Regions from separate parts of the Homo sapiens genome. Here region 2 is linked to region 1. The links are chromatin loops, found by intact Hi-C in ENCODE. Cell type or tissue: IMR-90. All regions are shown on one strand. Each heading gives the region's core, and the rest is flanking DNA. Links, peaks and the distances in the headings are about the cores only. Region 1 overlaps CELF4 (CUGBP Elav-like family member 4). Region 2 overlaps KIAA1328.

Region 1 (16,029 bases), core at 2,722-10,721:
TCTCTCCTTTTCTCTATCCTGTGTAGGGCCTCACTCTGTCACGCAGGCTGGAGTGCAGTGGGCTCAGGCTCCTGCCTCAGCCTCCCAAGTAGCTGGGGCTATAGGCATGTACCTCCACGCCCAGCTAATTTTTAAAATAATTATTTGTAGAGAAGGGGTCTCTGTTGCCCAGGCTGGTCTTGAACTCCTGGGCTCAAGCAATCCTCCCACCTTGGCCTCCCAAAGCTGAGATCACATGCATGAGCCACCCCATGTGGCCTATCCTGTGTAGTTCTTAGCATGGCCTCCCCTCCACAAGCCCAGGCCCCCAGGACACCTCAGTGGGAATTTGTCCACCTGCCATTTCCAAAAGCCTGCTATGAGGGAGTGGCTGGGGTCACCCTCAGACTCATATGTGTGACAGTGTGCCCAGAGAGCCCACAGGCCCTGGCACACGTGCATGCCAGCAGGGATGGGATGTGGCCTCCTGAGGCGGCCACCAGCAGATCATCTCCTTAAAGGTTAATTAAGAACCTGAAGCTGGCCAGCGTGCGTGGCCGATGACGGTGGATGCGGCGTCTCTCCAGGCCATTAAACACTAATTAGGTTTAGAAAGTCTATCGAGCTCCTGAGGTCTCGTCAAGGCAGGCGCTGGCCCTGGGGTGCCCTTTGAAATGCCAGTGCTGTCACCCCAACCCCCGGCGGGGCTGCCGGGCTGGCCCCATGACCCGGACCCGAGGCTTCGGCTGCGTCCCACTTCATTTCTTTCCATTTCATTGTCCCTCCTGGGCCCTGGCCGCCTCCGGCTGTGCTCCACTCACCATGCCTGGCGCTCACAGGCCTGGTGGTCTGCCTGTCGACCCTTCCATGCTACATCCTTTCTGCTCGGGCAGCATCTCCTGTCTCTGCTTCCTCCTCAGTGGCTCAGAGACACTGGTCAGAAACAGGCCTGCGGTGGCCCTGGGGTCTGGTGAGCAGGACAGGAAGCTAACGGTGTGGGCCCAACTGGCCTGGGCTCCAGTGTCCCACAAGCGGAGGGAGAGGAGGATGTGGTGGGGAGACTGGCGAGACCCACTGCCTCCCATGGTGAGCCTCACACCCTCCCCTTGAGATTCTCCCCATCTTCAGAGCCACCTGAGGGCCTTTCCTGAGATGGCCTGGCCTCAATACTGCCCACCTTTAGCACAGCTCCTGTGTCCCCAGAGACCCGGCTCTCTAGCTAGGACCCTCCTTCCCAGGGTCTAATTTCTTTCCCGGCTGCTGAGTTCAGCAGGTGCCACCAGGAGGCAGCTGTTCCTGATGGCATTCATTCATTCCCTCCCTCATTTGTTCACCCACCCATCTGACTGCAGCCCTGGCATGTTCCGGAGGGCCTGCGGAGGAAATGCCCCTGCAAGGAGGCCCCCTCAGTGACTGAGGCTTCATCTCCAGATGGCAGCGTCCTCTGCCTCGGAAGTCATGTTCCCATCACCCCGGCCCCTTTATCTTCAGCACAAATGGTTTGTCACATGGTGCGAGATTTGCCACTCAGTGACAGAAGCATGCTCATGCTCAAGTTTACCAGAAGGAAAAGTCACTCTACCTACTTCCACCTCTATGCTCTCCCAGGCCACTGTGCCAGGGACAGGATTCTTGGTTTAGTTCTTCTAGAAAAGTTGTGAAGCAGAAACAAGTTTATCTCCAGTTCTCCCTGAAATGCCTGTCTGTGTTTAACCTGACCCCCGCCCCATGTTTGCAACAAACATCTGGAAAATCACCACTGTCACCACCACCATGTCACTGTCACCATTGTCATCACTACTGTCACTGCCACCACCACCACTGTCGCTGCCACCATCTGTTACCTTAACCTTGTCACTATGACTGTCACTGACACCATTGTCACCACTATCATTGTCACCACTACTGTCACTGCCACCACCACCACTGTCGCTGCCACCATCTGTTACCTTAACCTTGTCACTATGACTGTCACTGACACCATTGTCACCACTATCATTGTCACCACTACTGTCACTGCCACCACCACCACTGTCACTGCCACCATCTGTTACCTTAACCTTGTCACTATGACTGTCACTGACACCATTGTCACCACTATCATTGTCACCACTACTGTCACTGCCACCACCACCACTGTCGCTGCCACCATCTGTTACCTTAACCTTGTCACTATGACTGTCACTGACACCATTGTCACCACTATCATTGTCACCATTATCAGCACCTCTGTCACTGTCACCACTGTCACTACCACCATCATATAACCAGTAAAAAATATTGCTTAGCTCAAAGAGATACTGCTAGTGATGGGATTCTGGGTGCTGGGGTGGCGGGGGGGCTGTTCTGGGTGGAGTGGAGCCTTCTAGGGGCCCCTCACACCCCATGTCATGGCAGGCCCCTACAATCTTTGGGCTCCACTGGGCACCAGGCCACGTGATGTCATGGGAACAGCATGACTAGCTCGGCCATGACTACCGGTGACCTGAACTCAAAATAAAAGATTTTAAGCTCTCTGTGCTCTTGCTTCATTTAATGGACTTGAAAATGCAGGAGCCGTGTGTGTGTGTGTGTGTGTGTGTGTGTGTGTGTGGTGTGTGTGATCTACCTTCACAGGGTGGCTTTGAGAGCAGAACAAGCCACATGGGCAACCATGCCCAGCGCTGTGCCCCAGGGCCAGCTTGACGTCCTTTTTCTTCCCTCCACCTTTCTCTCTGGACAATGCCCTGAACCCCCACTGCCCCAAGGAAGACCAGGCAAGAGGATGGGCAATGGCCATCGTTTGGGTCTCTGCATCCATCCTGGTCCCAGAGCCCAGGGTTCCTAGCCTCCTTTGACAGGCAGAGCTGATGCGGGCTGTGTGGGCACAGGAGGCGCAGCCCAATTTTATAAGCACAAAGTATTATGATTGCATTGATTTCCATCATAAATCATATTTCCTATCTCCTGCCTCTCTCTCCTGCACACCCCAAGTTAAGCCTTGGTATTTTCTTTAGCTGCTGCCACTGCCAAGCCTGGAGATGATATTAGGATAATGATGATAAATTTTACCCTGCTGGCAAGCCACTGCTTCTGTATGGGGGAGGGAGAGTGTTTGTCCCCCAAATGGATCCCTTGACCAGAAAGTGGGGGCTTGGCTTGCGCCTGGAGGAAGGAGGATGCTCACCAGAGCTCGGCTATGTGGGTCCATGCAGATGGATAGGTGGATGCATTTGTGTGAGCATGAGTGTGCTCATACATGTAGTCATGTGTGTGCAAAGCCTGAAAGGTGGCCAGGCACAGTGGCTCATGTCTGCAATCCCAGCACTTTGGGAGGCTGAGGCAGGTGGATGATTTGTGGTCAGTAGTTTGAGACCAGCCTAGCCAACATAGTGAAACCCCATCTCTACTAAAAATACAAAACATAACCAGGTGTGATAGCACACATCTGTAATCCCAGGTACATGGGAGGCTGAGGCAAGTGAATCGCTTGAACCTGGGAGGTGGAGTTTGCAGTGAGCCGAGATCGCACTACTGTACTCCAGCCTGGGTGACAGACTGAGACTCTGTCTCAAAAAAAAAAAAAAAAAGGCCTGGGAGGCATCTTGCTGGGTTTCTCGTGTGTAGACGCATGGTCATGCCCCTGCCAATGAATGAACACATAGCAGAGGGGGGCAGGGGGCAAAGGCAAGGGGAGAGGGTAGGCGCTGAACTTCCCAAGGTGCAGCCACTCCCAGCCTTGGGATTGCCAGTGACTTGGGGTTCTGTGTGTCCGGCTGTTTCCCCCATAGAGTGCACCCCACCTGCCATCAGCGCATTAATCCTTATTAGCACGGCTGCGTTAAGCCCTTTCCTCCTTAACAGCCTCAGCAGCTTCCATTGTCATGTGATTGAAATGGGGTCTCCCCCTTTCCTGACTCCCACCACAATGCCCAGCCTGGGGGGCACTGATAGGAAAATGTCCGCACACATTTTCCTACCAACCCCAGCCTCAGGAAATCTTGCCGAAGTGCAGCCAACAACCAGGCTGGGGCACCCATCCTGACCTCAGAAATGCCACGTTAAGTGAGAGTGAGAAGCTGGTTAGTGGCTCTCCGAGCTCTCAGCCTTGTGCCTTTGCCAGCTGGGCTGGGCTCAGCCCTGACTGAGTTGGGGCTCCTCCAGCAGGTGATAATGTCACTGGGGTACCCAGACCAACATGACAGTGCTCCTCACAAGGTCCTGGGCTGGGTCTTAATACAGTGGGGGAGTCCAAGGGGAGCCTGTAGGTTCTCTGAATTGGGGATGAGCCTGGGACAGGAAGAAGCTTCAGTGGGGACATGGTCTTGTGGCTGATCATTCATTAATTCTCTTGTTCATTCATTCACTCAACAACCATTCCTGGGCTGAGTTCCCTCTCGTCTCCCAGTCCCACAGGCCTGAGGGTGGACCCCAGTGGTCAGTGGGCTTTCTGTCTTCTACACCAGGGGCGGCCAGCCTGAGATCCCTGAGCAGAGGTGTGTTGGGTTTTCTCAGATAGTCACAACTAAAGAAGTCTTATTTTTGAAGAACGTGTCCATGCTGATGTAGTTGACAATGACAGTGAATCACAGACACAGAGAAGATGCAAGGGCTCTAATCCTACCAGGCACAAGCTACTGGCAGCATCTCACAGGCAACCCTGGTTTGAATGCCTCTGCTGACTGGAGGCTCACTCCACGCATGAGTCAGCTGTTTTCATCTATTCGACATTGTTTCAGTGATATCAAGCTAACGTCTGAGCCACTTGTAGCTTCCACTGTTCAGTCCCCAGCCATTCATACAGGAAATGCCTAACTTCTCTTCTTTAGAATAATTGCTTAAAGTAGGGATGGTGAAAAGAACCACCTTGGTGAGCAGGGAAGGGCACCAACCACTCAGACTCCCCAGTGAGGATTCAGTAGGGCACTTAGATAGGAAGTGAGGTTTCAGGGCAGGATTTGGCTACCATGTGCAGGAAATGGATTCATCATGGTTTGAATAACCAGGCTCCATGGGTGTGGCTGTGTGTCCTCCCAGGGGGCCTTGGAGGGGACAGCAGGTTGGGCTCTGGTCTGTGTAATCAGCAGCCCTGGGATCCCAGAGGGGCAGACTGGGAGGAAAGTGCCCACACTGGGCAGCTAGCTCAGCATGCGATGTGCTGCTGACAGTGGGAGTGGTCTGGGCCACAGCCCACATGGGGATGTGGCATTTAGGTCAAAATATGCAGCGTGTTCAGACACAGGAGAAGTATGTTCACCTTACATGAGGAGGGTTAAAGGAGACTGGGGCCACTCAGCCTGAGCAGGTGCAGGGGCATCCCACTGGAAGGCAGTGAGTGGAGGGCATAAGGGCTTTCCACCTGGCTCTGGGGTCAGGACGTTGCAGACAGTTCACGCAGGAACTCCTGGTCCAACATGGGCACAGGCTGCCTGGAAGCTCAGAGTGTCCTCTGCCCCATGACTGTGCTCTATCCAGCAGAACCTATGGGCTGCTGTCCAGCATGCTCCAGAGGGGACCCTGCCTGGGGTGGAGTTGGGCCAGTGACCACTTAGGTTCCTTTTGACTCTAGGAGTGTATGATGACAAAAGGAAGTGCTCCTAGGAGCTAGGATGGTGAAGGTTTCAATCCAACAATGCTTGCCTCACAGCAGGCACTTATCGTTCTAATGGATCCCTGATGCCATTAGGCTGAAGATCTTCCTCCTCCAGGAAGTCTCTCCTGATTAATCCCACAACTCTCTGACTCATCTGGGTCTCCTTGCTAAGACTCGCTTACTCTCCTTGTTTGTGATCTATCTGTAAATGGATGTCTGCAGGTTGCATGTCTGTGGTGCTTGGTGTTGTGTGTGTGCGTGTGTGTGTGTCCCAATCTCCTCTCAGGTGGAGGACAGGAGAACAGTGGAGCTCATCCTTGGTGCCACACACAACCTTTTCTTCTCCACCAGCCCCTTAACTTGGTCTCTTAGAGCCATCCCTGGCAATTGTGTCCTGGTAGGGCTGTGGCCATTTTGTATCCACATAGGAATTCAGATTGGGGAAAGATAACAGCACATGCACACACACACACACACACACACACACACACACGCTGGGCACATGGCAGCCTCTCCACCTCCTCCCCAGTTTTCTGTTCCTGCCAGCAGTCCCTAGGGCCCCATAAAGATAGCAACCTTCTCTGAGCAGGTTAGGCCTGGAGAGTGCAAGGGTGGAACAGTCTGAGAGCCGGGCTCAGAAAAAGTGACCCCATGTTCTGTTTCCTGATGCTGCAGCCTGGTGGGGAAGGGGGCCTGCCTCGGAGGGTGAGAGGCCTCTGAGAGGCAGTGGAGGGCAGGAGTGAGGAGTGGGCACCACCCTCCCCTGTGCTCTGCAGCTGTGCCCCTTCCTCATCCCAGACTGGAAACAGCTCCACTGGGCCTCAGGTCTCCCCAGGGAGTGCAGGCCAGGGTCCAAGCAGAGTGGGGGAGCCTGGGTTCCTGCAGGCATCTCTTAGCTGTGTGACCCTAGGCCAGTTAACCTCCCTGAACCTCCATGCCTCCATGTGGGAAAGAATGGGGGAAATAATAATCCATATTGAGCTAATGTAGATAAAGATGTGTTGTGAGCTACATGGGACAAAAACTAATGCAAAAAAAGTTGAATCTCACCACTCCCATTAGTGCAAGGAAGCCCCCTGGGTTGCAGCGTGAAGGATTCTGTGGGTGGTGTCCCCCCCAACCCCTATGTCATGTCCCTGGCGGTCCCCATGGCATGTGGGTGTCTGTGGGAACATGACCCCCACTGGGAGTTGCCCACTGAGCCATTCCCGTCCTTACACTGAAGGAGGAGATCCTGGAAATGAAACGTGTGGGCGGCAGGTAGATGTGGGAGCTGGAAGGGTGTGCACCGTGTGACCACAGGTGAGAATCGCTGGTGTGCTAAGAACAGACCAAGGCCTCTGGAAACACAGGGAAGCTTGCTGTGCTTATGCCTGTGCTGGGCTAGCAGCAGTGTCTTCTACCCTTACTTTCTGAATTTTAGTTGGTGAGAAGAGGTAGAAAAGAAGTGTGCATGGGAATGACTGCGTCTGTGTCCCTGTGTTTGCAGCAGTTTTGTTGTGAGGCCCTGTGTGCATTTGGGTGTGGGCCATTGTGTTGAGAATGGGTGTTGATTCTGTGTGTGTGTGTGTGTGTGTGTGTGTGTGTGTGTGTGTGTGTGTGTAGACACGGGGTGGGGAGGGGGATGCCACTTCTGGGTGTGACATCCCAAAGGCTCCAAAATCCTGAAATCTTAGAGGGCGCAGAGCTGCATACAGCCACCAGATGGCAGCCGGGTGCAGTCTAAGGGTTGCCGGCCAGGCTCGGCTTTGTGTTCAGCCTCCCCACCTCCCATCCCACCCCTGGTATATGTGGTGCATATGTGTGTATATGTGGGGTTGCGTGTGTATATGTGGGGGTGCGTGTGTATATGTAGGAGTGCAGGAAGGGACTGCCTGACTGCAAGCTGGGCACCTGTGCGTGTATTCAGAGTGGCCAGTCTGGGCATGCTGCATCCTCCTCCTTGCCATGACAGCTGGATGCTGCTCGTGTTCCGTGCCCTGCGAACCTTGGCTCTCTAAGAATACGTGTGCAGACAAGTGTGCACATGTGCTGCAGCAGACCCCATCCAGACTCCCCACTCCCAAACCCTCACCTTTCACTCCTATCAGGCTGTCCACTTCCAACTCTCTGGTACCCCTCACCACGGCTGGTTCTTCCCTCCCTCCTTCACCCTGGCTGTTCCCTTTGCCAGGAATGGTCTCTCTGCAACCAAACTCCTCCCCATTTTTCAGAGACTTCTGTCTAAGAAGCCCCTTCTCCAGGAAGCCCATTAGATCTCTTAGCATCAACCTTTTACCCCCATTTTGCTCCTTTTCTGATCACCCATTGCCTAGGACTGTCAGCTCCACACTGTTCATCCACTGCTGGCTTGATGTGGCTCATTCAGGAGCCTTCCTCGAGAGGTTGAGTTCTGCAGGGTAGGATGGGGCTGGGCATCCACAGTAACACCAGGTAAAAACCAGATCATTGAGGAGCACATTTCCCCACTGACCTGCCCCATGGGGTCCAGAGAGCAAGTGCTGAGGACAGACGTGGCTTACACATGGCAAGCAACCCGTGAAACACAGAACAACCCGTGAAACAGAGAACAAGTGACTCCCTGGAAATTTGGCAGGCATTGCCACAGCACTGGGGTGCCACGGGGCAGAGACAGGGGGTCAGGGGAGAAAGAAGTAACAGTGAGTACAGTGGCTCCCTGGGTTTTAAAATCCAAAGTTAAGCCATTTGCTTTCTAGGAAGTATTGAAAGGTAGCATTATACCTTGGCTATAGCAAGAGAAACTACAGGTAGACTCTGGAAGAACTGGTCTTTGCCGAGGTGAGGAAAGGCTCTGGTGTGAGCCATGAAAGCTTGTTCCCTTGGAGTTAAAAGGAGCCAGAGTCACCATGCATATGTGCACAGCTTTCTGTATTTTTCATCATGTCTTGCTATCCATGCACTAACCCCATGTTACATGTTGGCAGAGGGTTTTCAGAGGCATGCAGACGCTCGTGAACCTGAAGACAGAAGCTGTCACCATTCCTGTTTGACAGATGACGGGAACGGCTGCAAGGGGAGGGGACACGCCCTGGCAGCCCAGCTTGCTGGTGGCCTTGCAGCATCCTGGATTTCATCCCCCTAGAGATGCACATGAAAATCCTTGCCCTTTTTGCAGACTCTAAGAGGGGAGTGTGCCCTCCCTGATCCCATCAATGCCTGTAGCCCCCAGTTCTGCTCCACCTGCCAGAACCCACTTCCTGTTTGTCCAGAGATGACCCAAGTCCATGTTTGCAGGATGTAGAATGTGCTGGGGTGGAGAATTGGAGAATGGCTGTGGAGGCGGACAGAAAAGTTTGGGTGCCTCGGGAGGCTCTGTCTCTGGAGGGGCTGGAGTCCCCAGGACTGGTGTACAGAGCTCCTATAAGGATGGGTTTAATTAAAGGATCGTTAGGTTAGGCCAGGTGTCATCTCAGCAGGGGCTACCCACACCAGCCCATTCCCCAAAGAAGAACTGCAAGAAAGCAAGAAGGTTCCCTTCACTCATTTTAATTGTTCCGCAAAAGACCCTAAATGCAAGACAGCATCATAAGGTGGAGGAGTGGGAGAGAGACGAAGTGGAGAGAGGGGCAGGGAGAGGGCAGAACAGAGGGTAAGACCAGCAGCCAAGAGCTGGGCCCTGGGCACAGCCAGCCTCTCTGTGAGCTTTGGGTGTCGGGGGTGGGGTGGGGGACACAGGCTCCCCTAAGGGATGGCTGCATGGCCTTAGAGACCTCGGTTGCAGCAACCAGCACATGGTAGATGCTCAGTAGACATTAAAATGAACTGAGTGCTTTGGGGTGGGGTGGGGCAGACTTTCCTATGGGTGGAGTGGCAGCCTGGGGAATTCAGTGGAGGACTCCTTTGGAGTGGCTGAAGGCCTGGGAGGCTCTGGGGGAGGAAGCTGCTGGTTGGGAACCCCACCTCAAGAACCTTTTGAGCAGGTGTCCTGCTGCTCTAGGCTGAAGGGAGAATGGAAACAGGCCCCAGGGAGGCTGGGGACCCCTGATATAGAAAGGCACAGCCTACCCTGAGGCTGAGGTCTCTCCAGTCTCCTGGGTCTCTCCTGCATACCTTAGCACTCCCAAAACCACCCACCTACCCACCCTCTTCAGTGCTGAGGTGGCTGAATGGGCTCTGAGGCTCCCAGTGCATGCCTGGCCCCCGGAGCCCCCAGGAGTTCTGTCCCATTTCCTGGAGTGGCAGCTGGGCAGGTTACATATACTTAATTACTAGTAATTAAAAAACTGATTACTCCAAATGGCGCCCTCCTGGGGAGAACCGTGCTGTGCCTGTCCTGCTGGTCCGCCACAGAGGCCATTTCTGTAGTGTGGAGCAGGGACCAGCCTGCAGCCTCCTTCTATGTCTGCTGGAGGATGAGGGCTCCCTATGTCAAGAACAGTGCCTGCCCCCACCTCCTCCAACTGGCCTGCCCCAATGTCTAGTGCAGCTGCATTCCGGCATCACTTTAGTGGATGAGTCACTGGTCCCCTCCAATGTGCATATCCCTTGGGAGGGGACATACCCAGAATGCTATAGGTCACAGGGAAGGAGCCTCTGTAGGGAGCCCAGGGGGAAAAAAGAGCTCTAGGCTCCAGGGGAGAAGTGGGGAATGAATGCAGAGTGTGACAGAGGCAGGGCAGGTTTGCCAGTTGCAGAGCTGGTATCCTAGAATTGACTTGTTTTAGTCATTCTGCGACTGGGGTTCAGCAAGCACCTAGTACATACCAGATATGGATGGACCACCTAGTCGGGTTCTTTGTGTGGATGAAGACACGCCAGGAGGTGGGGGGCAGGTACATGAGCCATGTTCAGTTAGGAAAGTGCTGCTGGAACCAGGGCAGAGAAGAAAGGGGTGCCCAGTTAAATGGGCAGTTGGAGGAAGCATCGCAGAGGAGTGGTTATTGAGGGCGAGGCTCGGGATTGGAGTCAGTTTGGGGAGGAGTAGGTGGAAGGGGTTTGGGCAATGGCAGCTGCTTGTGCAGAAGCCCTGGGGGATTGGCAGAGCCTGGCAGGAGGGAGGAAGCCTGGGGCAGCCATGGGGGCAGCATGTCTCATGCTACCGCTGGGATGAGGAAGTCAGCGGCCCCATGATCCCATCCCAGGGTGTCTGTCTTCCAGCAGCATTGGGGAGTGGTGGACGGGGTATCTTTGGTGGATCTGGAGAAGGGACTGGCTGACCTGAGCCTCTGAGAACAGGGAGGAGGGGAAGAAGGGGAGTGGGAGAGTGAGGGCTCATATGCCAAGGCTGAAGGGGGAGGGACAGTGGGTGGGTCTGGGAGGTGCCTTGGAGAGGGAGCCTCCTGGACCTGCTGATGGAGGGTGTTGGAGGAGAAAGGCCCAAGCTCACAAGAGCGAAGTCTGAACAGACAATGGCCAATACCTCAGATGACCCTGAGGGTGGGAAGTCTGTCTGTAAACTTGACCAGGAAGAGAATGGGGAGCCCCAGAGCGTGGAGGAGGGGTGCACAGGGAGTCTCCAAGGTCTCCCTGCCACCCCCCACGCCACGCCCAAGTTGGTTGGTGACAGTGGCCACGAAGGGAAGATTCATCCGAGGCCCTTGTGTGGGAGATGCTGACATGAAGCCGTGTCCCTCAATCAGGGGAACCCTGGGCCAATTATTCATTTATTACTAAGGGGTTTGCAGGCCCATCCCCCACCCCTACACTTGGCTCTCTGTGCCTGAGTCTGCTTTTATTCTGGAAAGTGTCCCAGAGAGGCCCTGCCTCACAGCCACTCAGGTCCCTTCCTACCTCTCTAGTTCGGGGCAGGTCGTCACCTGCATGAAGGACCCAGGGCGGCCGCACACCCTCTGCTGGAGGTTCCTTCACAGCTCTGCCCCTCACTTCCCTTTCTCCTGAGCACATGTCTGCGGGCATCAAGCCAGCCCCAAACCTGCCCCTGGGCACCCTGGCAGGAGGAGCCAAGTAGAGGGGTGCCAAATCCAGGGTACCCAAGGACTTGGGTACACAGGGGGCAAGTCCCACACCACACAGGGGGTTGCAGCAGGTGAGAGGCCAGAAGCCCCCTGCAGGGAGGAAGAGGACGGGCTTGGTTTGGCCCTGCTGACCTGGCTGCTGTGGCCTGTGTCCTTGGATTAAGGCTCAATCCAAGATGGGCCTCCCAGAGGGCTCCCCTTTATTTTCTTCTTCGAGAGAGATACCTCCCACGTTCCCAGCTCAGAAGGGGCCAACCAGGTGGCTCAATTCCCACCCTGAGAAACACAAGCAGGTGGTTATGGGTGGGCCTGGTGCCTGAGGTCAGCAACTGACCCTCCTCCAGGCCGGGCCTCTGGTCTCCTGCCCGCCTGGCCCTGTGCCCTGCATCCCCAGTTCCGTCTCTGCCTTTGTCTACCTCTGCATTTTGCTCTTCTCTCTTGCGCCTCCTTCTCTAAACAGCCTTTTGGAAAGAGCACAGAGATCAGTTACTATTTGACCCCTCTTAGCCACAATTTCCCCACCTGCTAAGCAGGGTCAAATGCCCTTCACGTGGTGAGGTGAGGCTCAGGAGCTACACGCACACACTAGGCCCCTGAAAAGCCTCCTGGGCCAGAGCACTCCCAGCTTACCCAGAAAGAAGGGCTTCTTTGGTCCCTTCCTTTTTTGCCCACTGAAGCCTTCCTCCCTCCGGCCAGGGATGTGAATGCACCCCCGGTCCTGTCCATCCCACATCACATCAGGCGCTTCCGGGCACGGACCATCTGCTCCACAACCCTGCTTCTCTATGACACAGCCTCTGGGGCCAGGGGCTCAAGTGGGATCTTCCATTTTCTATCTGCCTGGATTTGGAGAGCAAGGGACAGGACCATGGCCTTGAAAGTCTTGGAGCAGTGAGGTGGGGTGGGACGGTGGGGGGATGGGAGCAAAATTCCCTCCTCCTGGTCTTGGCTTTTGCGGTTTCTATCCTCCAAAACAACAACAACAACAACAACAAAACCCATCGGGGGTCATTCCTGGTCTCCTCACTCCTCCATTACTTTCTCACACCTCCTTTCCTCCTTTTCTTCCAGGAGCTTTTATTATCACACACTCCCCAAGGCAAGGCCCAGCCCATCCTCTGCTTCTAGGAGAGGGGAGAGGAAGAAGCAGTCACTCAAGGCCACCCTGGGGCTGCTTAGAGACTCCCCCAGGGGAGCTGCACTGGGGGGTCTCTCTCCCCTCTCTCATGCCTCCAGGGGGTTTGGGAGAGGCTGCAGGCTGATCAAACTGGCCCCTGACCTTGCCTGCTTTGCTGATGAATGCAACTCTCCAAAGGTGGAATGAGCTGGAGATCGCAGGGTGCAACGGCAGCACATCCATGGGGCCTGGAGAGAGCCCTGGGAAAAGTCAGGGATGAAGCAGGGGGAGGTGCTGGACACAGTTTGAAGGTAACTCACACTTCATGGAAACAGTGTTCGGAAACTCAGAGATAGCGCAGGCGGTTTCGGCAGTTCCCAGTTTTCTGAGGTGGGCCCTGCCCTCCCAACCTGAACTCGCATCAAGGATAGCCACCAGGATGTCCCTCCTATCTGTGGGTATCTGTTTAGGCTCTCAAAGAAGAGGGACACGTTGGGGGGAGAAACTGGAAACTTCCTTGTCCAAGTCAGAGGCCCTGGAGGGGCCTATCAGCCTGGAGATGCGATGCCTTCCCTACCGTGGCTGGATTCTTTCTGTAGCGGGTTTAGGGAGGAAGGAGGGAACCAGGAGATGACACAATAGGCTTAAATTAAAGCAGGACAGATTATGGCAGGCCTAAAGAATCATTTCTTTTTTTATTCAGAAGGCAATGGAAAAGACACACTCATTTACTCCAAAGCACTTATTGTGCATGAAGGACAGGCAGCCCCTGTGCCAAGCGCTAGGGTGTATCTGAATAAGACACAGGTTCTACCTGTAAACCAATAATGCAGGTGAGCTAAGACCCAGACAGCAGCGTGGGCCAGCCCATCGGAACCACAGAGCTGTGAGTGACCAAGGATGTGCTCTAGGGTGGCTGGTGCAGTTGATTCCTGAAGGACAAACAGGAGTTTTCCAGCAGCACGAGGCTGAGAAGGGCATTCGGGCAGCAGGACAGCAGGTGCAAAGGCTCAGAGACAGAGGACCTGTGGTAAGTGGAGTGAAAGGTGAGGGGCTGCACTGAAAAGGGGAGCCGGCCAGAGTTCACAGGGCAAGGGATGGGTGAGGGGAGAGGCAAGCGGTGGCCCCTCGATCACATGCGACGTGACTGGGTTTGCTTTTTAGTAAACACTGGCAGCCTCCAGGAGGAGGAGAGATAAGCAGGCAGGGAGGACCCGAAGCAGGCTGTGGCAGTGCAATTTGGGAGAGGGACATGCCTGGGACAGATAGAGGAGCAAGAATCCATAGAATTTTATGTCCAGTGAGGTGGATGAGGGGCCTTCAGCAACCAGGGACAGGCACACGATGGGAACAGAGCCCCATTCTCCTCTGACAAATGCAGACACTTTAGCAAACTGCCTGCAGCACACAGCTTAACATATGACGACCAAGACTTTCTACGTGAACATGACTTGACTATCCAGAACATTCTCATCCAGGAAGCAAAAGATGCAAATAACTTTGTTCCAAGAACTTCCTGAAAATCCAAATTTCTGAGTAATAGACCACGCGCGCTCCTCTTCTCAGGACAACAGCTCACTCACCCGGACAAATCTGCTGGCCTGTGAATGGCTGTTTACTCATCCTCACCTGCTCAACCCTGGCCTTGCTCTGTCTACCAGTTTCTAAAGGATTATGTCACAGAGCCTGTCCGATCCCAATCAATACTGCACATTGCAGGACCCACCTTCAAACAGACCCCTAACCTCCCCTTTCTGAAATTTCCCGAGGCCACCAAGGTGGGGTTGCTCTGTTTTACTGAGCTAGGCAATCTGAACTTGGCTTTACTGATCAGTGGATTATTCTGCTGGTCTCTTTGGGAAATGAGTCTAAAATCAGATGACCTCGCAAGGGTCCCTTTATCTCTCCGAGTCTAGCAGGCTCCAAATGTCTGATGGTGGGACTACAGGCTTATCTCACTTAAGACCCCAGGATTCTGGGATCCCCAGTTCCAGGGCTCATGGTGCATCTGGCCTGAAGTCCTGAGGGTCACCAAGAGGAGAGGGCATGGTCAGGATTCCACAACAGCTGGGGAGCAGGCCTGGAGCTCTGGCCTGGGCCAGTCTTGGGTCTCTGGGGAGCCCCCACTCAGAGAGCTTCTCATACTGCCTTCAAGGTTACCCAAGTCTCCCTGTCGGTCACATCCCTACCCACCTCCCCCCTTCTTTCAGGGTTTTATTTTTGGCCAGGTAATTAGTATAGCTCTTCTCATTAATATTACATTTAAAAACGCAAAGGTGCTGGTGGGGGAGAGGGGGGCTGGAAGGGAGGGGCTTGCACATGCCAGTAATTGTCTTGACAGCCGGAGATCCTGGTGCAATGACAGTCTAGTTTAAGTGGCCCAATTAGCAAAAGAAACGACTCGCCAAAAGTTCTGAAGGCATCGTGTTGATTAATGCAATTTATCTTGCATACCAGCAGCAGACAGCTGAATCGCTGCTAATGATTATTATATACATTCATACACATTATGTACATGTGGCCTCCTCTCCAAGAAACGATGCCTCTCCCCTCTCCTCCTGCGTGCCTGTTCAGGCCCACGGGCCCAACGTATACCAGAATGACTCTACCTGCCCTGAACCTACTGCCCAGGTTTCCCACTGGTCATCTGTGTCCTCAACTCTAATTGCCAGGTTGCCTTTGATATGAAAGGGCTGGTTTTACTTTGATATTATATTCAATTTTGAGCCAGTGTCCAGAAACACAGTTTTCAGCTTTCTTTTTTCTTTTCTTTTTCTTCTTCTTCTTTTTTTTTTTTTTTTTGAGACAGGGTCTCACTCTATCGCCCAGGCTGGAGTGCAGTGGTGCGATCTTGGCTCACTGCAGCCTCCACCTCCCAGGTTCAAGCAATTCTCCTGCCTCAGCCTCTTGAGTAGCTGGGACCACAGGTGCACGCCACCACGCCCTGCTAATGTTTTTTGTATTTTTAGTAGAGACAGGATTTTGCCATCTTAGCGAGGCTGGTCTCATACTCCTGGGGCCTCAAGTGATCTGCCCACCACAGTCTCCCAAAGTGCTGGGATTACAGGCGTGAGCCACCACCGAACCTGGCCCAGAAACACAGCTTTCAAGAATATTTTTCACTACTCAGGGGAAGCAGCTCTAGGCAGCCAAGGGAGTGGCCAGCAGATGAAGTTAGCATAGTGAAGTCTGTCTGAGTACATGGGTCTCTAAATGTTTGGTCCACAATCACAGTTTAAACGAGGGATGCATGCAATGTGGTGCTGCCAACATCCTCCTCCCTTCCATCTTAAACATCTTGTTATTCTGAAAACTGGGAATTTTTATCCTGGGTGTGCAAGGGCAGAAGCCCAGACCACACCTTTGCAGGTGTCCCTCCTTCTGGGCAAGGCCAGGAGGAGAACATCAGTGCAAGCCACCAAGCA
Region 2 (16,029 bases), core at 4,182-12,181, 400 kb before region 1:
CTGAGAAAGTACTTAGATAGAGCTGCAGATAAAGCATCCAGGCTGGGCAGGGGAGGCTGCATTGTACACACGCTCCTGTGGAGCAGCCAGGCAGGGGCCTTGAGAGGGCTGTCAGTCAGGAGAGCCTACAGAACAGATGAACCCCAATCCAGTGGAAGCCAGCTTTGTTCTCTCTTGGCCTTGCAGTTGACTAGGGCTAGAGCTAACTGGGGAGATGGAGAACTTTGGGGGATAGGCGCCTGTGGCCATTTTACACTGCAGCTGCCCCGTGTGTAAAAGTCCCCGCATTTTGCACAGGTTGTACCTCTGTCTCTTCCTAACTCTCCAGGATGATCCCCCTACCAGTTCAGATATCTATGGGGGGTCATGGGATCTCTTGCAGCTAGGATCCCAGAGGTCTGCAGCAAGAGTGGACTGCCCATCTTTCCCTTCACTCACCGCTTAGGAGCCATTTAGGGCTGGGAACTAGCATCTGACAACCCTGTGCAGGCAGCTTCCTCCCTCCTCACTCTTGGTATCTGTGTCACCTCTCAACTCTTGATGTTTTCCTCTCTGGAAATTGGCTCAGAGTATGTTTGTTTACTCCATATTTTTTTCATATTTATTTTATTTTATTATTATTATATTTTCAGTTTTAGGGTACATGTGCACAATGTGCAGGTTAGTTACATATGTATACATGTGCCATGCTGGTGTGCTGCACCCATTAACTCGTCATTTAGCATTAGTCATATCTCCTAATGCTATCCCTCCCTCCTCCCTCCACCCCACAACAGTCCCCAGAGTGTGATGTTCCCCTTCCTGTGTCCATGTGTTCTCATTGTTCAATTCCCACCTATGAGTGAGAACATGCAGTGTTTGGTTTTTTGTCCTTGCGATAGTTTACTGAGAATGATGATTTCCAATTTCATCCATGTCCATTTGGTCTCCCTCAGTGGGAGCAGTGCTTCCAGGCTCTGTCTCATTGGCCATCGTCTCCCTCTCCTCTAAATTTTTTTTTAGTCTTTCTTTTCATATTACCATTTTTGTGAGACTAACTTTTACCCTTTGAAGGATAATTATTTCTTAATTTAATAAATGTAAGTTTAGAGGTGACAAAGACAAAGCTTGGAGAAAGGAAAAGTATTGTTGCTTCGTCTTTGTTACCTCTACATTTTCATTTGTTATGGCAGTATAAGATTTATAAGAAATATGTGCTTTTATTTACATATTGGTCCAAGTTAGGTCTCAAAGGGCAAATCACTTTAAAAACCAATCACTGTGATCTTAGACACTGTTGTCTTTCCAGAGACCACGTAATTCTTACTCATCATTTCTTCAATCTGTTTCTCTTGGAAACCCTGGGAAAGTTACAGCTATAGTCTTTTTAGTTCTCAGTTAGGCTAGAGCAAGGCTTGCCAAATTATCCAGGCTACTGCCTGATTTTGTAAGTAAAGTTTTCTTGGAATACAGCCACATTTATTTGATAACATACAGTCTCTGGCTACTTTGCACTGCAGTGGTAGACTTGAATGGTTGGTTACAGAAGGTGATGGCCTACTAAATCTTTCTAGACAGAATCTTTTGAGTAGAAATCAGCCACTGGAAATAAGATCTCTAAATCCTCCCTTTTTCCTCTTCTCCTTTTACCCTGATGTGAAGTCACTTAATAAAACAGCATATTTAGACCTCCTTTGGTATAAGCCTTTCAGCTTATGTCTTAAGTAACAAGGGCATTTTCCCCTGTCTGGTTAAAAGCTGCCCAAATTATGCCATTTTTTGCCATTCCAGATATCATATGGCCATTAATGCCTTATGCTATCATAAAACCATATAGTTGATGAGTGGGGATTTTGGCTTTTGTTTGGTTTTGGCTTTATATTAGTCTTTGTTTCACTCTTTTTGATGTTATTGTTGTTTTTATGGGGGTGGGGAGTGATCCTTTCATAGTATTCTTCATCATACAGACGTATTTGTGAGAAACAGATTAGGAAGGAAAAGGATGTATCCCTCAGTACTTTGCACTGCTTGTCCTAATTAAGCAGCCCACCTAGTCTGTGTTAAGTATATACTGTGTGTGTGTGTGCGCATATAAGGAGTTTGGGAGAGGTAACTTGAAAGAACAAAGGTCATTTGATCAAAGAATTCCTAGGTTCTTGGCATTTTAAATTATGTGGCAATTTGCATGTATTAATGAGATATAATAATGGGTGTCAGTAAAACTCTATTATAATTAGTCCTATCACGACAACTGTTATGAAGATGCTGTGATTAAGCCTTTCTTCTATGGATTTTAATTAAATATAGCCAGGATACTCAGCTTGTTGTGTTTATATACAACTAGGGAAGAAAATGTTAACTCTGCAGTTTTAAAAAATGTTTATCTAATTAATCAAATATGCCCTAGGCATGTGGCATAAATTTGTATTGCTAGGGTTTTTTCTTTTGTTTTTTATTGTTTAATTTTTTCCCTTTATTTCTTCTAAAAAAAAAATGGGATTCTTGTCCAGAACGTGAAGGTTTGTTACATAAGTATACGTGTGACATGGTGGTTTGCTGCACCTATCGACCCATCCTCTAAGTTCCCTCCCTTCACCACCCACCCCCAACAGGCCCTGGTGTGTGTTGTTCCCCTCTCTGTGTCCATGTGTTCTCATTGTGCAACTCCCACTTATGAGTGAGAACATGTGGTATTTGGTTTTCTGTTCCTGTGTTAGTTTGCTGAGGATGATGGCTTCCATCTTCATCCATGTCCCTGCAAAGGACATGATCTCATTCCTTTTTATGGCTGCATAGTATTCCATCATGTATATGTGCCACAATGCCTATCATTGACGGGCATTTGGGTTGGTTCCATGTCTTTGCTATTGTAAATAGTGCTGCAGTAAACATATATGTTCATGTGTCTTTATAGTAGAATGATTTATATTCCTTTGGATATATACCCAGTAATGGGATTGTTGGGTCAAATGGTATTTCTGGTTCTAGACCCTTGAGGAATCGCCATACCGTCTTTCACAATGGTTGAACTAATTTACATCCCTACCAACAGCATATAAGCTTTTCTATTTCTCCACAGCCTTGCCAACATCTGTTGTTTCCTGCCTTTGTAATAATCCCCATTCTGACTGGCATGAGATGGTGTCTTATAGTGGTTTTGATTTGCATTTCTCTTTTAAATTTCATATGGAATCAAAGAAGACACTGTATAGCCAAGATAATCCTAAGCAAAAAGAACAAAGCTGGCGGCATGATGCTACCTGACTTCAAACTATATACTACAAGGCTACAGTAACCAAAACAGTGTGATACTGATAGCAAAAACAGGCATATAAACCAATGGAGCAAAACAGAAACCTCAGAAATAACACCACACATCTACAACCATCTGATCTTCAACAAACCTGACAAAAACAATCAATGGGGAAAGGATCTCCTATTCAGTAAATGGTAATGGGAAAACTGGCTAGCCATATGCAGAAAACTGAAACTGGACCCCTTGCTTACACCCTATACAAAAATTAACTCAAGATGGATTAAAGACTTAAATGTAAAACCCCAAACCATAAAAACCCTAGAAGAAAACCTAGGCAATACCATTCAGGACATAGGCACGGGCAAAGACTTCATGACAAAAACGCCAAAAGCAATTGCAACAAAAGCCAAAATTGACAAATGGGATCTAATTAAACTAAAGAGCTTCTGCACAGCAAAGGAACTACCATCAGAGTGAACAAGCAACCTACAGAATGGGAGAAAATTTTTGCAATCTACCCATCCGACAAAGGTCTAATATCCAGAATTTACAAGGAACTTAAACAAATTTACAAGAAAAAAATCAACCCATCAAAAAGTGGGCAAAGGATATGAACAGACACTTCTCAAAAGAAGACATTCATATGTGGCCAACAAACATATGAATTGTTTAATTTTTAATTGACAAATAATAATTAAGAAGTATGTTTACATATACCTATTTTTTAATTGAGGTAATATACTACATTTACCATCCTTTCCATTTTTAAGTGTATAGTTCTGTAGTAATACTTACATTTATATCCTTTTTTTCCCTTCATTCCCACCTCCCCACTACCCCTTCACGGCCTCTGATAACCACTATTCTACTCTTTATCTTCATGAGATGTACTGTTTTAGCTCCCATATGTGAGAATGTGCAATATTGTCTTTCCATTCTTGGCTTATTTCACTTAACATATTGACCTTCAGTTTCATCTATGTTGCTGCAAATGGTAGAATTTCATTCTTTTTTATGGGTGATCAATATTCCATTCTGTATAGTATATATTTCTCATTTTCTTTGGTCACTTAGGTTGATTCTGTGTCTTGACTATTGTAGTAAATAGTGCTTTAATAAACATGGGTGTGCAGGTGTCTCTTCAGCACACTGATTGCAGTTCCTTTGGGTATATACCCAGAAGTGGGATTGCTGGAACACATAGCAATTCTATTTTTAATTTTCTGACGAACTTCCATACTGCTTTCCATAATGGCTCTGTTAATTTACATTCGCAAGAACAGTTCACACAGGATCCCTTTTCTCTATATCCTCACCAGCACTTGTTATCTTTCATCTTTTTGGTAATAGCCATTCTGAGGGGAACGAGGCAATACCTTATTGTTATTTTAATTTGCATTTCCCTGATGATTAGTGATGATGAGCATTTTGTCATTTATCTCTTGGCCATCTGTAGGTCTTCTTTTGAGAAAAGTCTATTTAGGTCCTTTGCCCATATTTTGATTGAGTTGTTTGCTTGCTATTGAGTTGTTTGAGTACCTTCTATTTTCTGGATATTTGCCTCTTATCAGATGTATGGTTTACAACTATTTTCTCCCAGTCTGTGGATAGTCTCATTACTCTGTTGTTTCCTTTCCTGTGCAGAAGCTTTGATGTAATCCCATTTGTCTATCTTTACTTTCGTTGCCTGTTCTTTTGATGTCAAATCCAGGAATTCACTGTCCTGACCAACAGAGAATTTCCTCTATGTTTTCTTCTAGTAGTTCTGTAGTTTTAGGATGTACATTTAAGTCTTTAATCCATTTTAATTTGATCTTTGTATATGGTGAGAGATAGTGGGTCTAGTGTCATTCTTCTGCATGTGGATATCCAGTATTCCCAATACCATTTATCGAAGAGACTCTGTTTTCATCATAGCGTATTCTTGGCACCTTTGCTGAAAATCAGTTGACCATAAATGCGTGGGTTTATTTTTTGGGTTTTCTATCCTATTCCATTGGTTAATGTGTTTGTTTTTGTTTTTATGCCAGTACCGTGCTGTTTTGATTACTCTTGCTTTGTAATAGATTCGAAGTCATACAGTGTTATGCCTCCAGCTTTGTTCTTGTTGCTCAAAACTTACTGTGGTTATTTGGGGTCTTTTGTAGTACAGATTTGGGGTGTTGTTTTTCCTATTTTTCTGTTTTTCGGAAAAATGACTTGGAATTTTGATAAAAATGGCACTGAATGTGTTGATCACTTTGGGTAGTATGAACATTTTAACAATATTAATTCTAATCCATGAACATGGGATACCTTTCCACTTATTTGTGTCATCGGCAATTTCCTCAATGTTTTATAATTTTTGGTATAACAGATATTTCACCTTCTTGGTTAAATTTATTCCTAAGTATTTTATTTTTTATTTTTTATGCTATTGTGAATAAGACTGGTTTCTTATTTTCTTTTTCGGATAGTTTGTTGTCAGTGTAAAGAAGTGTTACTGATTTTTGTGTATTGGTTTTGGGTTCTGCAATTTGACTGAATTCATTTATCAGCTCTAAATTTTTTTTGGTGGAGTTCTAAGGGTTTTCTAAATATAAGGTCATATCATCAGCAAACAAAAAATTTCACTTCTTCCTTTTCTATTTGGATGCCTTTTACTTTTTTTTCTTGTCTAATTGCTCTGGCTATAACTTCCAGCACTACGTTGAATAAAAGTGGTGTAGTGGTAATCTTTTTCTTGTTTCTGATCCTAGAGGAAAAGCATTTAACTTTTCACCATTGAGTATAATGTCAGCTGTGGGCTTTTCATATATGACCTTTATTGTGTTGAGGTACATGTTTTCTGTGCCTAATTTGTTGAGAGTTTTTACTATGAAAGGATGTTGAATATTGTCAAATGCCTTTTCTACATCTATTGAGATGATCACCACGGTTTTTATTGAACAAATGTCTGCTGTTTTACATGTATATATGAAAAAATATCTATTTTATATATTCTTTTATATATGTCTTTTTAGGAATTAACATTTAGACATATTTAGTCAATTTTATCTCAGATATCTTTTGAAAGAGAAATAGTTGAATTTTTTTATCCATTGTGTCCAAAGACACTGTATTCTAACAAGGTGGGAAAGACTGATAAAATGGCACATTTTAAAAAATGAACATTCCAGTTAATTTCTTATAAAAAGATATGACTTTGGAGACAGAAAAGCTGCTTTTCTTGACTTCAGAAGTGCAAGATGGGCAGAAATGGAACCTAGAATTTTGTCATAGTGGTTTAGACAGTGCTTGTTAACCAGTGCTCCTCAGGCTATAAGGTACACGTTAATCACCTGAGCAGCTTGATAAAATGCAGAATCGAATCCACATCTAGAGTGCGGCTCAGGATTTTGCATGTCTTAGAAGTTCCCAGATGATACCAGTGCTGCTGTCCCTGGACCACACTTAGACTTCCTTCCTGACAGTAAGTTTTTCTCTTTTTATGGCAGGTTGATTATATAGAAAGGTTAAACCCAGTGTAGACAACTATTCATGAAGTGTACTTTGATAAGAAAGGTATGCCGTTGACAAAGCTTGCTGTAGTTGTGAAGCATTTGATGTAAGACTATTAACTAAGTGAAAGGCTATGAATTCTTGAAGTTTTATCCTGACTTCCCTTTTATATGAATGTAATGCCTGTATTTTTCAGAAGACTGAAAAGCCTATAATAAGCTGCATTCATCATTGGTAAATAGAGTGCTCATTTTACTTTTTTTTTTTTTTTTTTTTGAGACGGAGTCTCGCTCTGTCACCAGGCTGGAGTGCAGTGGTGCGAACTCGGCTCACTGCAACCTCTGCCTCCCGGGTTCAAGCGATTATCCTGCCTCAGCCTCCTGAGTAGCTGGGATTATAGGCACATGCCACCACGACCAGCTAATTTTTGTATTTTTAGTAGAGATGGGGTTTCACCATGTTAGCCAGGATGGTCTCGATCTCTTGACCTTGTGATCCACCCGCCTCGGCCTCCCAAAGTGCTGGAATTATAGGCATGAGCCACCATGCACAGCCGAGTGCTCATTTTTCTTATGCGACTTTTGACCAATTCAGATTTTGAATGATAAGTGAACGCGAAATAAGGAATCATCCCATTTTTTGAGTCAGTTGGACGTTTACTCACCTCAGGCTTCTGGAAAGATCTTGGTTGTCAAATTAGAGCAGGGACACAAACCGTTTGGTATGATTAATAGTTTGAATAGCAAAAGGGACAGATTTCAATATATATACTTTAACATATTTAAAAATATGTATACCCACACATACATGTATAATTTTTTTCTCCTGAATTCTTATAAAGCTCTGTACCTGAGGAGAGAGAGAGCCTTTCTAGCCTTTTTAAAAGGAGATAGAGGCCAGGTGTGGTGGCTCATGCCTGTAATCCCAGCACTTTAGGAGGTTGAGGTGGACTGCCGACTTGAGATCAGGAGTTCGAGACTAGCGTGGCCAACGTGGTAAAACCCTATCTCAACCTAAAATACAAAAACCAGCCAGGCCTGGTGGTGGATGCCTGCAATCCCAGCTACTCGGGAGGCTGAGGCAGGAGAATCACTTGAACCCAGGAGGCGGAGGTTGCAGTGAGCTGAGACTGCGCCACTGCACTCTAGCCTGGGCGACAGACAGAGCAAGACTCCATCTCAAAATAAATAAACATGTATATAAATATTAATTAATTAAATGAGATAGAAAAAGTCAGTAATACTCTCATGGAAATAGACATATAAAACACATTTTTTAAAATTATAAAATTTTGATATTTATTCATAATTACTCTTACCCTATTCACAAATATAGAAGAGGCATTTACATTTTACTACTGTATGGTCAGTTCTGCTATAAGGAGACATTTGCATTTCTAAAAATCACCATACCATGCAGAATCATTACTAAAGACCCCAGGAAGCTTATGGGAAAAATAGGTTTAGAAGTACAACAATAAAAAGAAATTGTTTAGTGAAACATTAAGAAAAAAAAGAACCTAATAAAAATGATAGAACAGTTGTACATGCATTATGTTATAAAGAAATTCATAAATACTACAATAAATATGGTACTTTGCCTTGAAAAAACTGAAGTATGCTTGTGGAAGTTAATATTGAAAGGGTTGCAGCTTCTGAGTTATTGTAAAATGGTATAGGGAAGGTTGCTGAAGTGGGATATAAAGTTGTAACACCATCTATTAGTAGGTATGGCTTATAACACAAAGGGAACTGAAATAGCTGGAAGATATTTAAGATGTGAGGCCTGTTGGCGCATATTTTAAATATTTCTACTGGGCTTGGTCAGCTAGATGTAGTTTTCTGCCTGCACCTGGTGTTTCTCACAGTGATATTCACGTTATGCTCAAATTGCTTCCAAATACATCAAATGCACAGGAACGAATTTTGGTTTTCTGAACAAGTGGTGTAGCAGAACTGACTGTATATGAAATTTCACGCTTTGTTAGAGACATAGAACAAACCTTTAATTTTACTGCAATTCAGTTCCACAGGCAGTAGGGGGAGTAGTAGGTTCACAAATCGCAGCACCACTGACGAGTGCTTTTCTTAGTTTTGCAGCTATACGTATGGTAAATTATCATTTTATAGTTACAGTTATAAGCAATTTGGTAGAAAAAGACAGCTAAATTGTGCAGTGTTGCTTTTGTTTTCATTTTATAATCTGAATGTATTTTTTAATGAGAAAACAAAATCCAGATTAATTTTTAATAGGAGTAACCCTTTCTGTGGCTTAGTCTTGTGCCACCCACTAGACCTTGCATTTCACTTTTAATTGATCTCTTGTGTATGGTAGAAATTAGCCATCATATAGCTGAGACATTATGTCTGTATACTGGGGAGCGAATGTTTTTAGCTATATTATTGTGACTCTTACTGCTTAATAAAAGGGAGATTTAACAGGTGACTTGATCGACACATATGTTAATTTAAAATTTCTCTACCAATTCATAGAGACAGAACATTCCCAAATTTTATTCCAGGAATCAGCCCTAGAAATGATGCCAAAGCAAATTTAATTCCCTTAGCCTTATTAGAATTTGTTACAGTGTTATGCAGACTGCTCCCTGGGTATAGGAATCAGGGCCCATCAGACATCTTTATGTAAAACACTTGGTGTGCACTGAAGGAGCTAACAATGTACCTGGGCAGAGTGCCTTCCTTGTTTGTTTGGGGCATGTATATTGAAAGGGAATGTCATATATTATAAATAGTACCTAACCCTTGCTATAATGATTGCTGTAATCCAACTTTGTATGCATATTTATTATGAAAGGATAGATTTGCCTTTTATAAAGGAACAAAAATTTTGTTTGTAGTATTTTATTTAAGTGTACAACTACTTTCATTATAGAACCTTTCTTAGCTGATGTGTTGACTTGCTCAGCATTGATACCTGCTGATGCCCAAGTGGTGATCTGTGTGTCTTAAAACACAGTCTGTCATTCTACATGGTTTATATATTTCAGAGCCATTATCTGAACTAGGGGCCAGATAAAGATAAACTGCTTCATCACTGATAATGTTAAGTCCAGTAGTCTTGCAATACCTGTAATCTTTATTTGATTAATATAAATAGATCATATCAGTGTTTTTAACCAGAGTGGGGAGTTATTTAGCATTGTTCATTGCTTTTAAGTTATTTTTGAACAATTTTTGCACAGGTGGTATAGATAGAACTAGAAAACAAGTCATTTGGGTGTTGGAAAACTGAATAATACTGTGATTTAATTGATGCCAGTTGGAGAAAAAGAAGAAATTTTGTTTTGATGGATAACATAGTCCTTAACTTTATTCAGTGTGGTTTCTCTTTTATTATATATAGGTTATCCTAACTTAATTCATTTGTATTATACCATATGCCATTTTGGATTCACTTCAAAGAGTAATCAAATCAGGAACTAATCATGAGATATTATTCTCTGGTAAAGTAAATTTCATGTTTCCTTAAAATGTAACTGGTATGTATTAGCACTTTCCTGTTAAAAAGTGACATCATTTAACACTATTATCATGATGCTGTAAACAGTAGTAGGACGATAAACTTTCTTGGAGCATTAACTCTTGTTATTTAAGTGTAAAAATTCAACATTATGATTTGAAAATACTGAAAATGATTGGAAGAATTGGATGTTTATCAATTGTCTTACCTACACTTCATAAACTATATAGTACCAAATATGTGTGCATACTCTACTGGATAATAATCATGTTTGTAAAATGGGACTGCTGTAGAACCTCATGTCATACTGTTTTTCTTGAATAGCTAAGAAGTAGAAATTTGGGGATCTCCAGCCTCTGTATTGAATTTGAAGCTGTGGTAGAATATAAGGTCATGGGGGCCAGGCGCGGTGGCTCACACCTGTAATCCCAGCACTTTAGGAGGACAAGGCGGGCGGATCACAAGATCAGGAGATCGAGACCATCCTGGCTAACACGGTGAAACCCCATCTCTACTAAAAACACAAAAATATTAGCCAGGCATGGTGGCGGGCGCCTCTGTTCCCAGCTACTCAGGAGGCTGAGGCAGGAGAATGGCGTGAACCCGGGAGGCGGAGCTTGCAGTGAGCTGGGATCACGCCACTGCATTCCAGCCTAGGCAACAGAGTGAGACTCTGTCTCAAAAAAAAAATACAAGGTCATGGGGAAGTAGCACAAACAGAGTAGGTTCTTGGACATTATCTTAGGGAGTATGTCCATTTAATGATGGGTAAAGAAAAGGATATCAGTGAAAGAGATTTAAGGAGCAATCAGTAAGGAAGAAACAGAATGAACCAGTAACTGCGAAACCAGGAGAGGAGATCTGTTGAAGAAGGAAGTGACCAGCAAAGAGGATAAAACCCCAAATCAGGTTGTTACATTTAACAATTAATAGATTAAAGAATACTTGTCAAGAATCCAGTTTAAATAGAGTGAGTGATGGAAAACATATAGGGCCAAAAAGTAAACTGGAACTGAGGAAACAGAGACTGTGAATATAGATTAATTTTTTGAGAACTTTGGTAATAATGAGGAAGAGGGAGAGATGTTGGCAGCTTAAGAAGAAAGCTTTGTTTGAGAAAGGCTTTTCTTAAGATAAACATGAATGCTTATGGACAGTAGCAAAAAGCTTTTGGCTCAGGGATTGTTCTTTTAAATGTTTATGGGCTAACTTATGTAGTATTCATAGTATTAAAATAGTAAAGTAAAACCTAGCCCCTTGATTTTAGTGATATTGTGAAACTTTTGTCTTTGAGTATTTTTGGGCTATTCCTCTATAACATTTCTTGAATGGAGGGTAAAACAAAAAATCTGGTTCTTTACCAGTGTTTCAGAATCATTCTGCTGAACAGTCCACATAAGCTTAATTATATTAAGAACCATTGAAGTAAAGTTGTTCATAAAATTTTTTTTGCCTTAGTCTTTGTGGCATTTGCTGAGTTTAGACAATAACCGCCCCCCCCACGAAGTTACTTAATTTTTCTCTGAGCAGTAATTTACATGTGTGATCAATAGCCTCAGTCATTTTCAAAGAGACAAGTAATGAAATATTCCTACTACTTTTAAAATTTTAACCTTAAGATGATAACTGTGATTCCATTGTATAAGAACTCTCCTTTTTCACTTCAGTTAATACAGTTTTATTGAATGTGTTTGATTTTCACTTAGAATTATTAATACTGGGTGATATTTTCATACTACATTACAGAGTACTTGCAACTCTGGTGAGAATGCTGTTCCCCAAGGCCATAGCTAATGGTCTAGCAATGTTAAACTGAATTTAGAAATGATACTGTAAACTTATGCTTAAAAGTGTGGGTGGGTGATATAGAAGATGAGTATCTTTTTGGAAATAGAAGAGAGAGGGTGTGGTTGTTTCCTTCTCATGGACTCTTCCCCCAGTATAAATTCTTAAGCACTACAGGTAGTATTTGCTAATTGTTATTACATGTTGAATATCCTGTATCCAAAATTCTTGAGGCCAGAAGTGTTTCAGATTTTGGATTTTTTTAGATCTTGCGGTATTTGCAATATACTTACCAGTTGAACATCCCTAATCCGGAAATCCAAAATGCTGCAATGAGCATTTCTTCTGGACATTATGTTCATGCCCAAAACATTTCAGAGTTTGGAGTATTTCTAATTTTGGATTTCAGATTAGGGATATTCAACCTATACTTCAGTAGTTAGCCAAAATAGAAATGTTACACTGCCCTAAAAATTCAGAATGCTGCTTCCTTTTAAAGAAGAAAGTGGATTATTTTACATCTCTTATTTTACTTTCTATATGCTTCCTTCCAAAACAAAAACAGTTGACCAAAACAGATAAAATAAACACAGAAAGACATACCAAGAATGACTTAAAGGGAGGAAGCAAAGGAGTCCAATAATGTATTACATTTCAACATAAAGGAGAAGGATGGGCCTCCTCTCACTGGTGTGAAAGAGGGTTCTTAGAGATGATTGATACGCATACCGTAAGTATGTTCCCTGGACCAGCAACATCAGCATTACTCAGAAGCTTGTTAGACCCTACCTCAGATCTACTGGATCAGAATTTGCTTTCCAACAAGACCCACAGGTAATTCTTTTGTACATTACATTTTAAGGAATGCTGCTCTAGTGGTTCTAAGACTTTATTCTAAATCTCAGCTCACTGCTAGGTTATCCTTGGATAAGTTATTAACCATTCTGTGCTGCAGATTTATTTGTAAAATGAGATTAATAATAGTACATAATGGGTTTTTTCTTTTAATAAGAATTAAATATAATCTCTTTAAATTAAATATAATGTTAGTCCCTCACCTTCAAGTAGAGGTTATACTGAGCTATTCAAAGATACTGTGGTTCAGGCATCCGTTCCTGGTGATAGGTGCTTAATTGTGAAATAGGTGATGATAGTATCTTATTCTTAAAAGAGAACTCTGATGAAATCTCTGAAGAAGGGAGAGATGACAAGCATAAAAATGATAGCACTGGAAGATGAAATACTGTATATGAGGAACACTTGATGTCACTGGATTGCTTCGTGTGGGAGAAAGAAGATTGAGGGACCACTTAAACTCGGTTTACATTTCCACTAAGAAATGAATTGTTAGGCTCCTGTAATCCCAGCTACTCGGGAGGCTGAAGCAGGAGAATCGCTTGAACTTGGGAGGTGGAGGTTGCAGTGAGCCGAGATCACGCCACTGCACTCCAGCCTGGGCGACAGAGCAAGACTCCGTCTCCTAAAAAAACCAGAAATGAATTGTATTACATGGTAAGATAAAATAGTTCAAGGAGACAAATATAGGAATGTTGATAAAAAGAGTCAAACTCTGTAAAACATTTAAGGAGGCTTATTATGTGCCAAATATGGGTGACCAAGGCCTGTGACACAGCCCCAGGATGTCCTGAGAACCTGTGCCCAATGTGATTGGGTGACAGCTTGATTTTATACATTTTAGGGGGACAAGTTACTGGCAGACATAAATCAATACATGTAAAGTGTACATTGATTCAGTCTGGAAAGGTGGGACAACTCGGGCTTTTAGGTCATAGGTGGATTCACGGATTTTCTGATTGGGAGTTGGTCAAAAGAGTTAAGTTATTATCTAAAGACCAGGAATCAATAGAAAGGAGTGTCTGGGTAAAGATAAGGGGTTGTGGAGACCAAGGTTTTTTGCAGGTTTTTATTATGCCTCATAGGTGGCCACCCTTAGAGGCAATTGATGGCAAGTGTTTTCTGTTCAAATGTTTCAAAGGTGCTAGACTGGCAGCTAATCTCTTCAGGAACAGAAGAACTGGAAAGGGAGGAGGATTCTCAACATAATGTAGATTTTCCCCACAAGAGATAGCTTTGCAGGACCATTTCAAAATATGTCAAAGAAATATATTTTGGGGTAAAACACTTTGATTTTTTTCAGGGCCTGGTATCTATCATATACTTGACTCTATACTAGAGTCAGGTTGGAATTTGATATCTCATTGCTGCAGAGAGACTGCTTTGCCAGTCTTAAGATCTCTGTTTTAATGTTAATGTTGGTCAATTGTGCCTGAATTCCAAAGGGATGAGGGTATAATGAGGCGTGTTTGACCTCCCCTTCCCATCATGGCCTGAACTTGTTTTTCAGGTTTACTTTGGAATGCCCTCGGCCAAGAGCGGCCTTCATTCAGTCAGTTGAGGGGCTTAGAGTTTTATTTTTGCAGGAGTATGAAGAAAGAGAGGTATCATGTGTATTGAAATGGATAGCTCATGAAATGTTTTCATTTAATGGTAAGAACAAATCTCTTCTGTTTGAAGATCGGAAGTAGAATGACATGACTTTTTGTTTGTTTGTCTTTTGTTTTTTTTTTTTTTTTTTTGAGACAGAGTCTTACTCTGTCTCCAGGCTGGAGTGCTGTGGTGCGATCTCGGCTCACTGCAACCTCCAACTTCTTGGTTCAAGTGATTCTCCTGCCTCAGCCTCCTGAGTAGCTGGGATTACAGGCATGCGCCACCACGCCTGGCTAATTTTTGTATTTTTAGTAGAGATGGAGTTTCACCATGTTGTCCAGGATGGTCTCAATCTCCTGACCTCGTGATCCTCCCACCTCGGCCTCCAAAAGTGCTGGGATTACAGGCATTAGCCACCACGCCTTTTTTTTTTTTTTTGAGACAGTCTCACTCTGTTGCCCAGGCTGGAGTAAAATGGCACGATCTCAGCTCACCGCAACCTCTACCTCCTGGGTTCAAGCGATTCTCCTGCCTCAGCCTCTTGAGTAGCTCAGATTACAGGCATGCGCCACCACGCCCAGCTAATTTTGTATTTTTAGTAGAGACGGGGTTTCTCCATGTTGGTCAGGCTGGTCTTGAACTTCCAACCTCTGGTGATCCGCCCGCCTCGGCCTCCCAGAGTGCTGGGATTACAGGCGTAAGCCACTGCGACATGACTTTTTTTAAAGAGCTTTCAGTCTGTTTCTCGTGTTTGGAGCTGGTAGTTTTCAGCCTGATATGTTTCACTATGCTTCACAAAGCATTATTCACACAACTTCACTGATCAGCCTTTTGGGGTCTGGAGAGCTTAGTGTGCAGACCATTTTCCATAGTCTATATTGTCAGGAATTTTCCCTTTTTGAAATTGGAAGTTTTTAAGTGTTAATTATTGTTGTGCAGTTCACTTGATAAGGAAGCTTCTTGGGGGAGAGGTATGATGGCAGCTTTTTTTCTTCTACAGTTCTAAGGTAGTTCTTGTAACCCATGAAAGGCTGAATTGCTTTAAAGCAGCCTTTCCAAAAGGGTAAAATATTTCTCCTTCGGGTCCAGCTGAAACATAGAACTTTTAAACAAAAAATAAATTTTTAAGCAAGTTAGAAGCAAGAGAAAATGCATGGTTTTTAATAGAAATGTTTTCTCAACCTTTAATGTCTACAGTGAATGCTGAAAATTTATATTTTCTTATTTTGTGAAAAGGAAACTATAAAAACATGAAATCAAAGTTCTGGTCCATCTGGCACATTGATAGCCTGCTTTTTAGGGTGTCTGGATTTAAACATTTAAATAAGTGTCCTTACCTTTAAAGTTGGAGAAATAAACCTTGGGTCTCCATTGTGTAGGTAGTTTCTAAAATCCATAGGGTCTAATGACCTGAGAAAAAGACAGAATGTAAAGCACCTCAATTTCAAGTCTGTTTCTACCCAGCTCCCCCCCCCCCACCCCCCGATCTTGATTTGCAATTCTGCAAGAAATAAGGTAGGGACTTAGATAACTCTAAAGGAGCTAGTTAAATACTCTAATTAGCTATCTTTCCGTGGCTCATGTTTTTGTTCAGGTGATCA

The links. Hi-C counts contacts between places; a loop is a spot of excess contacts. Peaks named below come from ENCODE experiments on the same cell type or tissue, not always from the same donor. Only the 100,000 strongest peaks of a DNase experiment are listed, where the experiment ranks them.
Region 2: it touches region 1 in a loop (18-fold over the local background); 14 of 110 quality-filtered maps call a loop at or near these places.

Annotation. Positions count from the first base shown.
Region 1 is chr18:37,336,223-37,352,251 of GRCh38, forward strand. The region is part of intron 2 of CELF4 (CUGBP Elav-like family member 4); the gene reads right to left. Among named protein-coding and RNA genes, the nearest start is that of SNORA111, 120 kb to the right of the region's middle. RefSeq lists an enhancer at 5,281-5,841. In IMR-90, for the core only: a CTCF peak has its summit at 7,253 (motif pointing right); no DNase peak of the experiment used is centred there; H3K27me3 peaks cover 1,549 bases.
Region 2 is chr18:36,933,704-36,949,732 of GRCh38, forward strand. The region is part of intron 5 of KIAA1328; the gene reads left to right. Among named protein-coding and RNA genes, the nearest start is that of KIAA1328, 110 kb to the left of the region's middle. RefSeq lists an enhancer at 14,224-14,858. In IMR-90, for the core only: a CTCF peak has its summit at 8,757; no DNase peak of the experiment used is centred there.